2 separate regions of the Mus musculus genome follow, and region 2 is linked to region 1. The links are chromatin loops, found by intact Hi-C in ENCODE. Cell type or tissue: heart. All regions are shown on one strand. Links, peaks and the distances in the headings refer to the core of each region. The heading gives the core; the rest is flanking DNA. Region 1 overlaps Mir100hg (Mir100 Mirlet7a-2 Mir125b-1 cluster host gene). Region 2 overlaps Mir100hg (Mir100 Mirlet7a-2 Mir125b-1 cluster host gene).

What was found. Hi-C counts contacts between places; a loop is a spot of excess contacts. Peaks named below come from ENCODE experiments on the same cell type or tissue, not always from the same donor. Only the 100,000 strongest peaks of a DNase experiment are listed, where the experiment ranks them.
Region 2: a loop joins it to region 1, with 1.9 times the contacts of the local background. A loop is called at or near these places in 4 of 42 quality-filtered maps.

The regions. Positions count from the first base shown.
Region 1 is chr9:41,387,417-41,395,754 of GRCm38, forward strand. Mir100hg (Mir100 Mirlet7a-2 Mir125b-1 cluster host gene) reads left to right here. Exons shown (of 5, transcript NR_131928.1): 2 at 5,778-5,883. Among named protein-coding and RNA genes, the nearest start is that of Mir100hg, 15 kb to the left of the region's middle. In heart, for the core only: a CTCF peak has its summit at 4,362 (motif pointing left); no DNase peak of the experiment used is centred there; H3K27ac peaks cover 162 bases.
Region 2 is chr9:41,435,501-41,443,838 of GRCm38, forward strand. The region is part of intron 3 of Mir100hg (Mir100 Mirlet7a-2 Mir125b-1 cluster host gene); the gene reads left to right. Among named protein-coding and RNA genes, the nearest start is that of Mir100hg, 63 kb to the left of the region's middle. In heart, for the core only: a CTCF peak has its summit at 365; a DNase peak (open chromatin) is centred at 4,671.

The DNA.
Region 1 (8,338 bases), core at 324-8,323:
TTATCTAATGTATATAATAAAAGGTGCTCAAGAAATCTGTCATCTGTAAAGAGATAATGATGAATTCAGTCCAGTTGTCACAGTAGCAACCTGTAGACACTTCACAGGGCGTGGAAGGTTTCTGGAGGGGACAATCTAATCTGAATTTTCTATTCACTAGCATTATGCTCGTGAATGGGACTCAAAAGAGTAAAAGGACACTGTCTATATTTGAAGATATCGTGGTCTAGTTTAGAAGACATGCAAGACCTTAAACATACCACATACAGGGGTGGCATAGACAGTACACCATGATAGAAACATGAAATCTTACCCAGGAGTCTGAAGTATAAATCTTTATACCTTTGAGAGTCCAGCAAGCCCACAGAAGTAGAACCCGGTGAGCAAAGTGGTGTGGAGACTTAGAGAGATCAGAGATGGACCCATCTGGAAGGGACTAGGAATTAGTCAGGCTTCAAGAGAGGTAGTGTTGGATGTAAGTATTGAAGGCAAGGAGAGAGGGAGATGAAAACAAGGGATTCTGAGAGGACATAAAGACAAGATGCGAAGCATGGACTTGTGAAAGTCGGTGGTGTGTTTAAGGGAAGGGGAATCTCTTTTGGTTTGGCTGTAGCTGGTGGTAAATGGAAGGAAATGGAGACTTTGGAAAGCGACTTGGGTAGGAGAGCAGGCTGTAGAGGAAAAGATTAAGAAGCAGTATTCGTTAAGGGTGGGCAACATCTCAGAACAAAATGAGAAGTGTGTACATATATCCAAAGATGTTTTCATCTTCTAGCTTTTGTCTTCTCTACCTGAGCACCTGATATGATAGGAGGTGGTGAGGAAGTAAGCAGGGATATTTTGGTAAAGCTTGCTAATACGTCATCATTCCAAGTCTGATGTTAAACGATGTCATCAGGGATGCTTAAGTTAGGCATGATGATGGTGGTAAGGAAAGCTGGATCTGAGAAGATGGACAAGAATCAGCAAGCAGGACGGCTGGAGAATGTTGTTATGGAGAGGAAACGTTGTAAATACTTAAATATCCAGTTGATGTGACCAAGATGAATCTAAGAAGAGAATCAGGGCTCCGCATAAGATTCTGGGCTCTGCTGGATAAGTGGTCTTGGACGGTAGATTGACTGTACCATATAGAATGTTGGACTTTTGAAGCACTTAAAAGCACAGATGTCCAAGTCAGTTGTGAAGCAGTACAGATAAGTGTTCATCAATGGCAGCAGAAACCCAGAGGCAATGGACAGCTGTGCTGGTGGGGACAGAGAAGTGTTCCTGGAAGGGTGAACTAGATTTGCTTCTTACAGCACTAGGGGAGTGTTACCTCAGCAGATGGGGGAGGGTTATGATGGAGATAAATGGCCAAAAAGGTTCAAACACTTCAATAGAGCAGGAATGATACAAGTGACTGAATAATAAAACTAAGTATTCTGCCATTTACCCCTTACTTACAGCCAGAGTCATTATTACCTCAATTTGTAGATGAAATAGATTCTGAGAGGTTAAATAAAAGTCTCAAGTGGTTCCAGTTAGTAGAATATCACACAAATCCTTTACTCAGAGTCTTGTTCTGATTGGTTAGGATAAATGTCCTTTAAGGTAGGATCTGCTCTTTCTCCAATTTAATTTGATTTAAAAATATTTTAACTTCCTAGTGGTTAATTACTCTTATGCTTATACCTGTATATAATAACTATTGTTTATTATTAATCTTCACTGTGCTTATTTATTGAATGTGGAGCCGTTTCGTGGATGTTTTCATTCATGTTTTGCTTGGGTTATCAGGGGCTGTTTGTGCTACCACATGCATTTTAAGGTTGTTATTTTTTCCTTTATTATTTTAGTTGCATTCTGGCTCTTATGTATCTCCAAAGGAGTAGAAATCTCAGAAATCTTGAGTTAAACTGAAATTATTAGTTCTTGTGTGCATCAACTTAATGGTTTCCCACGAATGCTTAGAATTGAACACAGGAGAGTAATGTCAGATTCAAAAGCCCCTCTGAAGGTCTTCTGAACTAACCAGTTCACATTGTAGAGGAAATAAAGAGAAAGAGGAAGAGATTCAAAGTCTTGCATGTAGTTAGAAGCAGAGTGGGATCTCAGCTTCTCAACCAGATCTCAGATCAGATCGTGGGATCTGAGAGCTCCACATACATGGGTATACGTCAGTCCTCCTGCCTCCGAGCTCCCTAGAATTAGATGGAAATAAAAACCATGAATAGGCATTGGAGGGGATTAATAGGCAAAAATTCCTGGACTTTTTTTTTTTCAGTGATTAAGAGATGGCTAATGGAGAAAGCCAATGCGAGAATTGATAAGCAATTCATCCCAAAACAATCCTAGCAAGTACTAAAAGGCCAAGGGACGTGGTGAATTGAATGTGGATGCCAATGGTGTGGAGGTATGGAGGAATCACCTATTTTATTCCTTAAAGATGTCAAATATAGTCATGTCCTCTTAGGACAGATAGGAGCAGTGGTTCTCAACCTTCTTAACACTGAGACCCTTTAATACAGTTCCTCATGCTGTGTTGACCTCCAACCATAAAATTATTTCATTGCTACTTCATAACTATAATTTTGCTGCTGTTATGAATGGTAATGTAGATGTCTGTTATGTAAGATATCTGATACGTGAACCCTGTGGGGATTGTAGCCCACAGGCTGATAACTGCCCTGGATAAGAGGAAATGCTATCCCAAGCTAGATAACAGATGAGCTTCGAGACATAACAAGGGTCTGGGGATGATAAACTTCTCACAAGGATTGGTCAGTTTTTCTCTGGCTACTTGGCCTCTCACCTGAGTTCCTGCCCAGAGCTAGTGAGCCTTTTTTTTTCCCCCAGTAAGCTGGGGAGAGAAATCCCTAGAGAATATTTCATACTCTCATGGATGTCGGTTCTAAGCTGGGCAGACCCTGATATGGTACCAGTAATGATTGTTAGCCATGGCTGTGTCACCACCATGTGGAGCCAGATGGCTCATCTGGTCCCTTCAGCCTGAGCTGCTGGAGGCAGTGAAGCCCTACTATGCATATATACCAATCTGCCATGTGGAGTCTCATCTTACCTGGTTCTTGCTAACCTGGTCTATTGGGTTCAGTTTCACCCCGACCTTCTATGTTTGGTCTTTCTGCATATTTTTGGAGATGACCACAAATGCACTTTACCCACAGCATCCTCTCCCCACTTTCAAAGCAAAATTGAAAACAGATTCTTGCATGTGCCAGGCAGAGAAGCAGTCTACCATTGAGTTAACAGCTTCCTTCCCCCACTCTCCAGACTTCTCATGTATCCGCTTATCCTATACTGCTCACAGTTGTGTCAGGGTGTGTGTGTGTGTGTGTGTGTGTGTGTGTGTGTGTGTGTGTGTGTGTGTGTGTGCATGTGCATGTATATGTATGTGTATACATATGTATATTTATAGCAGTCATCTTAAACACATATTTTTTCTTTAAAATCTTTTACTTCTAAAACTAGCATATAAAGAAATTAATTTTCTTGGGTGTGTGGGTCTATGATTTTAATTCCTGTTTGGAATCATCACTCATAGCAGAACATTTGCCATCCTAAATGTTTTCCCATACCACTGCTTTGTACTCACATACCTCTGCCATGTCCTGTCTTTAGAGCCCCAAGTTTGCTGAGAGTAGTGTATTAACGGAATTAGAAGGTGACACTTGGCAGGGAGTGGGGGTGGGGTGGGTGGATGGCGTCCTCCACTCAATACAATGTCCTTTAGGCTCATCCGTATTGCTCTGTCAGTAACTCTTTTCATTATTATTCGATCAGATCCTTACTATGCCATCCACATCAGTGTTGAACTAGCATTAATCCCCTGTCTCAGCATCTTGAGTGTTGGGATTACAGTCATAAGTTACCACATCCTCATCCAGCTAGAACTTCCTCGCTTTTGTAGCTCCATAGTGTTCCGCATGTAACAACACTGTTCTTGGTCTTCCATTCGTGGATTACGGGGCATTCTGATTCCTTCCAGCTTGGAGTGACTGGAAATAAGATTGCGATAATATCCCTCTGCTTATATCTGTGTTAATATAAGTTAGTTGTTTTCCTCTACAGTAAATGACTGTAAGCGTACCTCTTAGTTTGGATCACGTCCCCCTTTTTGAACTTGAGTGTGCTCCACCCCTTGGTCTGCTCTCAGACTAAGACCCTCGCCTTTCCTTATGGATGAGCAGACCTTGTGGATCTGCTCCTTCTCATATCTTCCATCCCACAGCCTTTCCTTTGTAAACGAGGAACTCCCAGAGCACAATTTGAGTGGAGCCCATTTTAATTCATCTAAATGTTCTCAGCTCCGTGTTTGTTGTGGCTTGGATTATTGCACCAGTAACGTAGTACCCTCTGCTGGCTGGTTCACAATGCTGGCTCTATGCCTGTGATTTAAACAAAACAAAACAAAACCCTATAGGTGGAATGGAAACAAGCAAAAGGAATGGGGTGGGGGAGGAGGGGAGAGAAGGCGGAGCTGTGAGACCTCCCATAGAAATAGCAGCCTGACAAGTACACTTCATTTATTTGATGCTACACATATAGATAAATGTTGCAATATTTTTATGGAACCTTACAATATTGTCTTCTCAATTGTAGGCAAAGATGGGCTGTCTGGAAAGCTGGACCCAGCCTGGAGCCTGCCACCCAGATTGCTATTTTGTGAAACCTTCTGCATACAAATGACTCAGATCCAAACATTCAAAAATGATCTCGGAGGGCCATCTGGTTCTCACTGGTTCTAAAAGCTTCATTCAGCCCAGGGTGTGGATCCGGTTCAAAAGATAGAAAGAGCTTTTCACAGAGAAAGGTCTAATGTGTTCCACTGACCAAAGCTGCAAGCTAGCTTTTAAAACCAGCCAGCCATGGTGCTCTGAGGGCTAGTGGATGATGACTTTCATAGGTCAGTGGAAGTCTGATAAATATTTAATTGATGATGTGTTTGTATAGTGGTTTGAACACACACACACACACACACACACAGATGCAATTTTGTATCATCAAGAAACATGTGTTAATTTGTTTGGGTGTCTGAATGAGTCCGTGATTTAGACTGAACCAGCATGTCAGGCAGGCCATGAGGTCTACCAGAGCCGTGTAATCTTTGCGATGTGTCATTTTTAATTCGTGAAGACAATACAGTCAACCTTGCAGTCCAGATGCTGGTGTTGATCGCCTTTGCTGTTTGCATGGCCTGGCTGCTTGCCTTCCTGATCAAAGGAAGGTTTGTGTCCTCTGAAGCCAGGGGATAGGGAATGCTCCTTTGGGAGGCTCACAGCACGAACAGAAGTGGGAGCTTGTGTGATCTCAGCCTCAGCTTTGGGCTACACCCAAGTTCGGAGATGAGGCATCGGGGAATAGCAAGTGAAGTGTGTATAGTCTCGGGTGGGACACTTGCTTTCCTTCTCATTCCTGTGGGTTTCACTGTCTCATCTGACAGTAATGTTCAGGGAGAAATGTGTGTTTCCATTAATGCAGTCACACCAGCCCAAAATGTCTCATATGTTGTGGTCTTGAAAACTTTTTGTTAATGGCTTCCCATACTCTAGGATGAAGAGTTCAGGCAGAGGTTGCTGGCTCCCTAAACCCAGTACAGCACTCAAAGAAGTATATTCAAGTAAAGAAGATATTCAAGGGAGTTTGTTAAATACTGGGGACAAAACCCAGCTTGTTAAGGGCACCCACGTGTGAGATGACATGGGTGAATGTTGGGACCGTGGTGCAGTCATTGTACCCCTACTCCAGGTAACTCAGCTTTCTCTGTTCACTCTTAGTGAATCCTGCAATGGACTGACCTCATCTTCCCGAGGCTGTGATGTTTCAGGAGAGTTTCACTATTGCTGACCAACTGAGACCACCAGGAGCTCCTAAGTGCAAAGAGTAAGTGTTTTCTCCAACAAGATAATGTTTCCAAAACCAAACAACTTCAGTTGACCTTATTCACCATGTCTCTTCCAGGAGACAGGAATCCTTTCTGCAACCAGAGGCTATTACGAGTGTAAGTCAAATAATAATTTTTCCATCTTCATAATCACCACAGTAGTTTCATGAACTTTGACTACCATTGAGGATCCCAGATAACTCTTTGAATTAAAAGGATAACTTTTGTATGCTATTTATTTATTTCCCCCAGGGATGCTCAGTAGGCTGTTTGGGCATTTGTGCTGATCCCTCTGCTATTGTTACACCTGGCTCGGAGTTCCTTCATCATGGGACCCGTGCACTCGGGCCTGTGGTGATGACAATACCTTTTCAGGAAGACTGTGTCTTTCATCTACACAAACCTAAAACCCTGCCTGACCACTAGGGAAGGAAGTATTGAGTGGAGTGTTAGGCACATCAGTCTCATGGCCTTGGGGAAGCTATTCACTTCTTTGAACCTCTCTCTATTTTCTGTATAAAGTGAGAGGGGGAGGTTTGAATAAGTACTTCCTTCCACTTCCAAGATCACAGAAACTTAAGGGCTGGGTGATAGGTCAAGTTTAAGAAGAGTAAAAATTCAACCATCTCTGGGAAGAACCAAATCTAGGACTCAACACAATTTGGCTTCTTAAAGGAACCTTCCTACTTCCAAGAATGATGGAGAGCTACATGGAGAGAAGTCTATGACTTGGCATTCTGAGTTACGATCTTCACCCCCCCCCCATAAGGGCTGGTGGAGGTCGAAAGCAGAATACAATTACCATTGTACTTGCTGTTGCTATTAAGTTGGAGACATTGAACTTTAAGCCACTCCAGAGCAAATTGTCTTGTACATGGACACAGAATAGTTGAAAACAAGAGAACTCACTCCTGTTATAGTTTCTATCCTGAGTGTCTTCCAAAGGTCTGTGTGCTAATGGCTGGCCTGGCAGCCTGTGGTCCTACTGGGAGGAGATAGAACCTTTAGGAGGGAGGTAGGGTCAAGTGGAAGAAAGTTAGGTCATTGGGGCTATGTCCATGGAGGAGACATTGAGACTGTGCCCTTTGGTAGGGATGATATGAGTAAGTATCTTCTGCCACAGGGTTCTGCCATGATGTACTTTGAAGCAACAGACCCAAAAAACCAGAACTGACACTTGTAAACTCATGAGCCGAAATAAATCTTTCCCCTTAAAAGTTGGTTGTGTCAAGCATTTTGGCATAGTGATGGAGGCTCAGCTAACACAGCTACAGAGTTAGCTCAGACCATGGGTGCTAGCTCATGCTCAAATCCCATGTCCACCACGTTTCCTTGGTGATTTTCAATCATATTTGAAAGGCAGCTGAAGTTATCATCTCCCACATAGATCTGCTATCTGTGGGATGGATTCCTTTCACCATGGCAATCACTGGGGCCTTCTGAGGCAACAACTAGGCCATTTTTATGGTGTCAATCACATAGCAATAATGAGCAAGTAAATCAACAGGGAAAGGATGGGATTTTCTACTCTGTTTTACATCTGTTTTTATGTAACAGGTAGAGCATCTCTTATACAATATATTCTCTTTTCCTTAGGAGAGAGTGAAGAACTTTTTCTTTCTTCCTAAGTGGCAGATACTATCATAGATGCTTATATAAACTATCAATGCCCAGACAATCCTTTGGGGGAGACATTGTTGGGATGGGATGCTTGATTCTCAGAGAGTTTATCCCACTTGCTCAAGGTCACACAGCTGATGTTACACACAGCAGAACCGGTGTTTTTCCACCGAGTCTAGAGCTGACACACTATCCGGGATATCCGTGGACTTGAACATGATGCCAGGTTGACATGTTCTCTGTGGAATGGGGATCTGTTTTCCTGTAGTCTCAATGTTGAAATTGTTCATTTGTTTATTTCTTTTAGGACTCCCCACCCACCCAAAGAGATCCCTCATCCTTTGAGGGCTGAGTTTTACCCTTGCTGGTGGCACTTATTCTCAGTAGGGAAGTCATACTTTTAAGAACACTGCACTTGGTCCGATTTGGGCAGGAAACAATTGTGTCTGAGACGGAGATCCAGTCACGTGTGTGCATGAGGCTTCATCTGTCTGTGACCCTGGCTTTCAGCTTTTCTTTTTCTCCCTCTTTTCCTTTCCTTTGACATCTCTCCAAGTGCTCACTATCTTTGGGGCCCTGGTGAGTCTGATGGTGTCCAGATGCTCGCTCAGGGGTCTCTGGATTCACAAAAGGCCAAGTTGACATCCATTCTGCGTCTGGCTTATTTGATGCCAGAAGAGTGAGTACCGGAGTCTCCTGGGGGAGCCAGGAGAGATTTGCCTCCTGCAGAGGTTTGGATAAGCCCCAGCTAATCTCCATGGCTTCTTAAGGGTACACCTGCTTGTCTGCCAGCCAGCAGCCTCCTTGCTCATTTCCCGTGGGAGGGCTGAGGTC
Region 2 (8,338 bases), core at 144-8,143, 48 kb after region 1:
AAGATAGCTTTTCATGCCTAGTGTTGGTGTGTTTTTTTAGGTGGTTTTTGGCTATTGGGAAGAGCATTGTCAGCCAAAATGATAAAAAAAAAAAACCCAAAACTATATATGTATAGTTATACACATGTATTGTAGGGATTTTAAGGCGACTAGTTAATATTATAATTTCTTATGACTTTCTTCAGACACCCTCACTATTATTTTAGCCTCTTCTTCTGCCTCCCTGCTCCCTAATTAGAACTCGCAATTTTACATATCAGATTTAGCATCATTTCTTAATCAGATTCAGCTTTGTAAGCGCAAGGGTTCCGGATTGATGGATTCCCAGGTCAGACATCCCTGGCATCTAGTTTGCAATTCTTGAGTTTCCCAGAGGATGGTGCTACGCACACCCATCTAAGAACCTTCATGTCCGTGGGTGCAATCTGTGGTAGAACTAGAAGGCTTCGGACCACATTTTTGTAAAGGTGTCTGTCCTGCCTGCTAACAGAACTGACAAGAGGATGGGCTCTATGCTAAGCTGCTTCTTTTTTCTTTAAAAAGAGAATTATTTTTAGTATATTTATTACTGCCCCCCTCCCTCCGCAGTGTGTGTATGTGTGTGAGAGAGAGTGTGTGTGTTCATGATTGCGAGTGCTGAAAGAGGCAGAAAGAGACTGTGGAATCCCCAAGATCTGGTGTTACAGGCAGTTGTGAGCTGTGTGATGTGGGTTCTGGGAGCTGAAATGATCAGTCTTCTTCAGGAGCAGGAAGTGCTCTTAACTGATAAGCCATCTTCCCAGGCCCAGTAAACATTATCTTGACAGTTATCTCAAAACCAAGAATCTGAAATTTCAAGGATCTGTATCTGAACTTGGTAAATTTGAGAGAGCGATCTCTTTGTGGGGAAGGGCACTTAGGAGGAAAGAAAAACCTAACCCTGGTGTTTCCGGGAATTTTCTCCTACAGTGACGTTTCTTACTCTTTGTAGCTGCTCAGTGTGTTAATGAGCATCTTGTAGTGCACAGAGCATTTATGGAGCCTGGATATCTGAGAGAAGTCTATAATCAATCCTTTAAAATCACTCCTAATCTTCAGACTGTAATTCGCATTTATATGTTATAAGTGGTTGTCACCATAAGGCATTTTATATACCCTGTAGTATTAGTCTTCATATCAGCATTAATTAAATATTCATATCTAATGAGAAACAGTAAATCATCTTATAGTTATTTTATCTCTCCTATTCAGGGCTGCAATGAGGAGCAGCAATAGACAAAGTACAGGAGAACTTTGTGACAGGGGTTCAGACCTAGCTAGAATAGGTAAGGGTGTAACACTTGAAAGATAAGGCAATTGTCTGTCCAAGGTATGAATTCTAGAGTTAGAAGTTGTAATGGCAGAAAGCAAGACACCCTGCAGATGTTTTCTGTGCTGATGCTTTTCTCATCTACAGCCTGTATCCAGTACCTAGGAGAGAATAGCAAAGTTTAAACCTGTAAATCCATGTACAATTTCCAGAATGTCATCTGGTATATGATAAGGTCGTGTTTATGTAAAATAAAACTCCAATTATTGTTTTCAATAAAAATGAATATAAGGTGTGTTTTAGACCTCACAAATGATGAATGGAGATGAGACACAGAATATGAATGTAGCTTGATTTCTGAAGTAGAAAACTGGGCTATATTGTACGACACTATTCCTGTGTAAATGGGAATATCTCAGATATGGAATCAAGGAGGGACCAAAATACATCTATTACCAAAGTCAATTAGAGAGCCCTTGAGTTCACAGGGATACTTTTCAGGAATCTGGATAAAGGGTTACTTAAGGGGCAGAAATCAACAGAAGTCCACCCCAAGGTGAGGAACAGCTCATGAAAGCTGGATACCTGGAACACACTGCACAGCCTACAGACAGCTCAGCAGGCTGGGGAGGGGGAGCTGTCTTGGTTGGTCTCAGTCTCTTCCAAGCAGTGCAGGTATCTTAAGAGTGAGTCTCAGGGGCCACTACAACTTACATATGTTTAGGAAGAGAGGGGTCTGGGGAATCTGGTCAGATTCAGGAACTTCCTGGAGCCATTGAGTTGTTTTCATCTTAAGCTTAAGGAGTTTTCCTGTAGGATAGAATGTTTCGCTTCCCCTTAATGTCTATGTCTCAAGGAGTTTCCCTTCTTCATGGAATGCTTGCTGTACAAATTGTGCAGACCTGAGTTCAGAACTCTATCACACACATAAGAGGCTGAAAATGATGGTGTGCACCTAAGATCTGAGGACTGGGAAAACAAAGACAGGAGGATCCCTGGGGCTTTTGGCTAGCCAATCTAGCCAATCAGTGAGCTCTAGGTTCAGTAGGAAAGCCATTCCCTCCCCCCTCAAAATGAAGATTGATTGAGAATATATCTGACATCAATCTCTGGCATCTACTTATGTATCCCCACATGTGCACATGTAGTCTAACTATACACACACACACACACACACACTTGTTATAACTCCAGAATATCTGTCACTCAAGAAGTTAAAAAGAGTTTTGTTTGGAGACAGGCTCTTGTACTGTTGCTCAGTCTAGCTTAAAACTCAGTGATAGGAAGAGTTACATAGTCTTAGAAGAAACAAAATTATCTGAGAGGAAAGGGCAAACATTATTGCTCATTATAGAGGCAGCCTTGCTCAAGGAGGAGACAAAGTATGTGCTATGGACTGGAGTGAAAGTAGGAGAGTAGAGGAAGTTGGATTAAGCAGGTAAGAAAATGTACCACTATAAAAAAAGCTTTCAGGACATACTTAAAGGACTGCCTCTGTGGGATGTTACATCTTAAGAAACAAGGCCTGAAGATCTGATTTGCTTTTCAGAATGTTCTTCCTTAAGACCATTTGGACAATGCATTGGATAAGAACAACATGCCACACAGATAGATGTCTATTAATAAAGATGAAAGAACATTTCAATGACCATGCCATAAATGATGAGAATATCAACTAGGATTAGAAAATTCAGAAAGTAAACCCAGAAGAGCTCGTTGGCAAACTGCGTGTACAAGTGAAGGAGTGATTTCTTAATACCCAACATGGTGACTAGCAATTATTATAATCTGAAATATTTACCCCCTCCCTTGAAGACTCCACTAATGATCAAATCAAACTCTGCTACAAAATATAGTAGAGGGAATAACAGAAGGGATAAAACTGCAAGGGTAAAGCTGGAATTTACTTAAAGGGAGTTCTGGATTGCATTGGACTCTTTTCTTTATGTAAATACCTCAGACTTAGGTGGTGAATATGGACAGAGCTATAGATAACGCTACAGTGCAAAATTTTTAATGCTTAGATCAGTGTTTTTCAAGTTTAATATGCATTCAGAATCATCCAAGGATCTATTTAAAATGCATGTTCCCATGAAGTGAGTCTGAGTATATGAAGTAGGGGATTCTGTATGTCAGAAAAATTCACAGAGATTGCTATGCTCTTGGCCATACTTTAAGTAGCAAGACTATACATTGTTTTAGGAAGAAATGAAACTTGTTAGTCCAGAAAAAAATCAGACTGTGTACTGTGTTGTGTTTTAGAAAAAATAGAGAAGGAATATGTTTGGTGGGTGTGCAGTCAGGTGTGGGGGAAGGGGGTGTTTCTGTGGGCCCAGACTGAGGCATCCCTTCCCCTGAGGCACCAGCCACACAACGATGGCATAGTATAGAATAGATTTTATTCAGGGCAGGGGGAGGGGATTTGAGAGTGTGGTGGAGACAGAGAAAGGAAGAGAGAGAGAGGGAGAGAGGGAGAGAGAGAGGGAGAGAGAGAGAGAGAGAGAGAGAGAGAGAGAGAGAGAGAGAGAGAGAGAGAGAGAGAGAGGAGAGAGAGAGAGGAGGAATAGAGGCTACCCATGAGCACATGGAGAGAGAAGGGGAAGGGAAATGGGGAGGGAGGGGGAGCAAGAACAAGGGGACAGAGCAGAAACAAGAGAGGGGGGTGGGAGGGCAAGCAACCCTTTTATAGTGAATCAGGCATACCTGGCTGTTGCCAGGTAACCGTGGGGTGGAGCCTAGACAAAAAGCAAAATAAAACAAACAAACAAACAAACAACCACTAACACACTGGAGAACACCAGTGAGTCTTAGCTGAAGCTGTAGGAAATCTTGCAGTTTTTGCCTACAGATCTGCAGTGTGGCCTCTTGGGGTGGGTAGTTGTTCTGAGAAGAGAGTTCAGAGAGTCATCTGCACACTCTGTGACATCAGCAAGGTTGTTATGGTGTTTCATGAAGAACCACAAAGGGTTTTTCTCACCACACTGGTTCTGGCACATCCCACTGAGTAAGCAAGACCAGTCTCAAGACTGAAACTGACTCCAAACTCACTGGCCTCCAAACAGTACCATCTAGCCAGAGTAGAATAAAACAGGTCTTGTTCACCTTGCCTCAAGTTGGTGACTATTTGGAGCTCAATTTTATAAGAAGCCATCTGTAGCAATTTCAGCATTTATGTACCTGTCATGAGAGACAAACAAGGCTGGAAATTTATAAACTGGCCCCTTCTAACCTAATGAGTCAACACTCTCTTCCACATTTGGCCTCTACTCGCTGACCATGAAGCACTTAAGTTATGGTTGTTTGGATACGTCAGCTCTTTAATTACGAGAGCATAAGTGCTAGGGCCCAGAACCAGATGCCAGCTTGGCACTGTGTAGTGGGAGAGTAGCCCTGACAAATGGCTCTGAGTGGCTCAGACCCAGTTTGGCCTACTCTCATGCCTGAAATAGATGGGAACGTTTGCTTTAGGGAGATAGCACTGGGCTCTGCTGCTGAGAGAAGTCTGGCAGGAGAGAAATCTCTTGGAGATCACATAAACAAAACAAAAAACCCCAAACAAACAAAAACAAACAAACAAACAAACAAAACTAGATCCAGCTTGGTGATATTTATTTTTAAGGATTCTGGATAAGCTATTTTGTCTTTTTTTTTTTTTTTTTTTTTTTTTTGGTCTCAGTGTCTCTACCTATGAAATAGAAAGATGAGCTGTATTACTTGTCTTCAAATAGTTCTCTTCAGTGACACACAACTTTACAAGATGGCAAGTATTCCTACTAGTGAGAAGTTCTGTGCTTCCTCAATGAGTCGCTTCTATGATCAAGACTCTCAGAATGCTCAAGAATAAGATTGCACCAAAAAAGCAGCCCTAAAGCTATCCCTGGGAGCCATATGATTGCAGCTCACACATACAAAAAACAGAAGGAAGTTTGTAAACTATGAAAACGTGAACATGGCAGCATCTGGCTATCATGTCTCGAGGCTTTGTGTCATCTTAAGAAAAATTATCTCCCAGGCTTAGAGATGGCTCTAGAGCGCATGCCACTGTTACAAAAAGGACCCAGGTTTGATTCCTGGAACCAATGTGTTGAGCTCACAAGTGACTCTATCTTTAGGGGATTGAATGCCCACTTCTGGTCTCTGTGGCCACAATGCTCACTGTATAGACCTACACTCTCTCTCACACACATGAAAACATAATTTTCTAAATAATTAAAAATTAAAAAATACTGATTCCTGACAAATCACACAATGGCACTCTTTCTGAGGACTGTGTTAAAGGAACAGCCACTGCTGTTCCTTCACTGTGCTGTTCTCTCACACCTCTGGTGGCTCTGTGGAGGACAGTCTGTGTATAGACAGATATCCAAGGGCTGGAATGCCTTAGCGTAAAGTCCAACTGAACGTCTGTTTTCATACACCTTCATAAGCAATGGGGAGCTTCTCAAAGGGCGTGCCCCTGCATACTGACGGCAGTGAATTGAGAGCAGCATACACACTTGTTGAACGGATGACTGAAAGGCATTGGTTTGCTGACCCCATCCCAGAGCTCATGAATTACTGGGTTTTGCTTTGGACAACTGAGATGAAACTGTGCATCTTCTTGGTAGCTATGCTTTTGTCTTGATTCATTTGGCAATTTGGTGTTGTATTGGCATGGGAGATCTATCATTGTTATATTTTTTGGAGGAGGCCGATTTCATCAGTTTGCTTTCTTTCTCATACAGAACTCACTTCTTAACAAAGAAAAATGATAAAAACCTGGGGGTTACTGACAAAGGTACATTCTTTGAAAGTAAACATGAAGTTGGTTAGTTAACATGAGCATGATTCTCAAAGATACCATGAAATTTAGAGGAATATTTCCACACAGCAAATATCACTCATTATTGAATTATATCAGAATATAAACTATGTACTAACAGTTTGAACTTATTTATGTATTTTATATTACAAGTAAATCTATTATTGAAACTTGACATACACTATTAGTAAGACTGGCATGCTAGAGAGATGGCCCGGTATGTAAAAGCATTCACTGCATAAGCATTAAAACCAAGTTCGGATCCCAAGGACTCATGTAAAAAGATGAATGCACAGCAGAAACATCTCTAATCCTAAGTCTCAAATGCGAGGCAGGAGATGGAATCAGAAAAGTCCCAGAAAGTTGGCCAGCTAGCCTGGCATGTATAGGAGAAAAAAATACCTAGGAGAACATACCTCCATCAGGGCAAAAGACAGAGACTGCCTGCTGAGTTTTCCTCTGACTTCTGCACATGTGCCAAGGCATAGGGACAGCTACATCTATGCAGATGTATATGCATCACACAGGAACATAACACACACACACACACACATACACACACACAATCAAAGTGAAATCAGCATCCCATGGATGTGAAATCATCTCCAGAAAGTGGCATATGTTTATATCTTCTAGGGAATAGAGGAATTGGCATTTTGAAGCACAGTAGAAGAAAAAAGTGCTCTGTGAACTTAAAATCCAAACCTGAGGCTATAGAGTCTAAGAAACCTTCTCTGTCAAAGTGTAAACAGACCCTGACTGCCCAACTAAGCAAATGGCAGGTGAGGCTGATTGAGAAACTGGTGGAAAGAAGCAGCCAGGACTTGATCCGGAGTCTCTTTGGGGTTTTTAATACCCATCCACAGGACTGTAGGACCATAGTCTTGCTTCTAAGTGATCCACAGTGTTTGTCACTGTGATAAAGTGTTCACGAGTTTCAAATGTCATAGATATATGATGACTCAGCATCAGATGGCTGTGATGAAAGCTTAGCATGGAGATCATGCAGGCTGCTGTTTGAATCTTAAACTCCAGCTGGAGAGAGGGCTCAGAGCTTACAAGTACTCTTGCAGAGGAGCCAGGTTTAGAGGTTTAGTTTCCAAAATCCATATGGCAGTTAACAACTGTGGTGCTTTGAATATGCTTGGCGCAGGGAGTGTCACTATTGGGGTGTGGCCTTGTTGAAGTAGGTGGGCCTTGTTGGAAGAAGTGTTTCACTGGGGGTGGGGGGGTGGGGTTGAGACTCTCCTCCTAGCTGCCTGGAAGACAGTCTTTTCCTGGCTACCTTAGGATTAAGATGTAGAACTTTTGGCTCCTCTAGACTCACTTCTGCCTGGATGCTGACATGTTTCCCACCATAATGAAAATGGACTGGGCCTCAGAACCTGTAAGCCAACCCCAATTAAATGTTGTCTTTTGTAAGAGTTGTCTTGGTCATGGTGTCTCTTCACAGCAATGGAAACCCTAACTAAGACAACAACTGTCTGTAACTGTCTAGTTCCAGTGGATCCAATCTTATAAACACACCTGACCTTAAAGATGCAGACCTGAGGATTCAAACAAGTATGGATAGAAAGTTTGGGTTAGAAAGGCAACACTAGTGAAGTGGAATAGATTTCTGTTGTTCAAAATAACTCAGTGTGACCATGGTACATCACATGGGGAATCATATGTGATCAAGAGAGGATTCAGGGTATAGAGGAGAATGTGCAACAACTACACCTAGATGAAATGAGCTTATTAGCTAGATTCATGTCATGAGACAAATATTGTCTCATTCACATAAAAACGTGGGCCTCCAAGTGTCTTTACGGTTTCTGGAATGAGTCTTTGGTGTATACCGAGGGACAACTTTATATTGTGGTGCACAAGGAACATTTGGCAGTAGTATTTTATCTTATAAATATAAAGCTAAAACAAATAAATGCAAAGCATATGGCCCCATTGCCTATATACAACGGGCAGACTTGGTTTTCTTCTTGATGATACGGAATCTGTTTGAAAATATGAGTAAGATATCATAAAGCGACTATATTTGAAGTCTATGTGGCTTCCTTGTGAAGAAGAGAAGGGTAACGGGATAGGAAGAAGGTAGGGAGATCTTCCACTGATCATGGCAATACTAACAATGAAGAAATGCAAAAGTGCTTCAGGCAGTAGGGGAAGGTGGAAATAAACGCTCAGATGTCTGGATATATTTGCTGGTGGGTTACAGTGTGATGAGCAGGAGAGATTGGGGTCCAGATCAA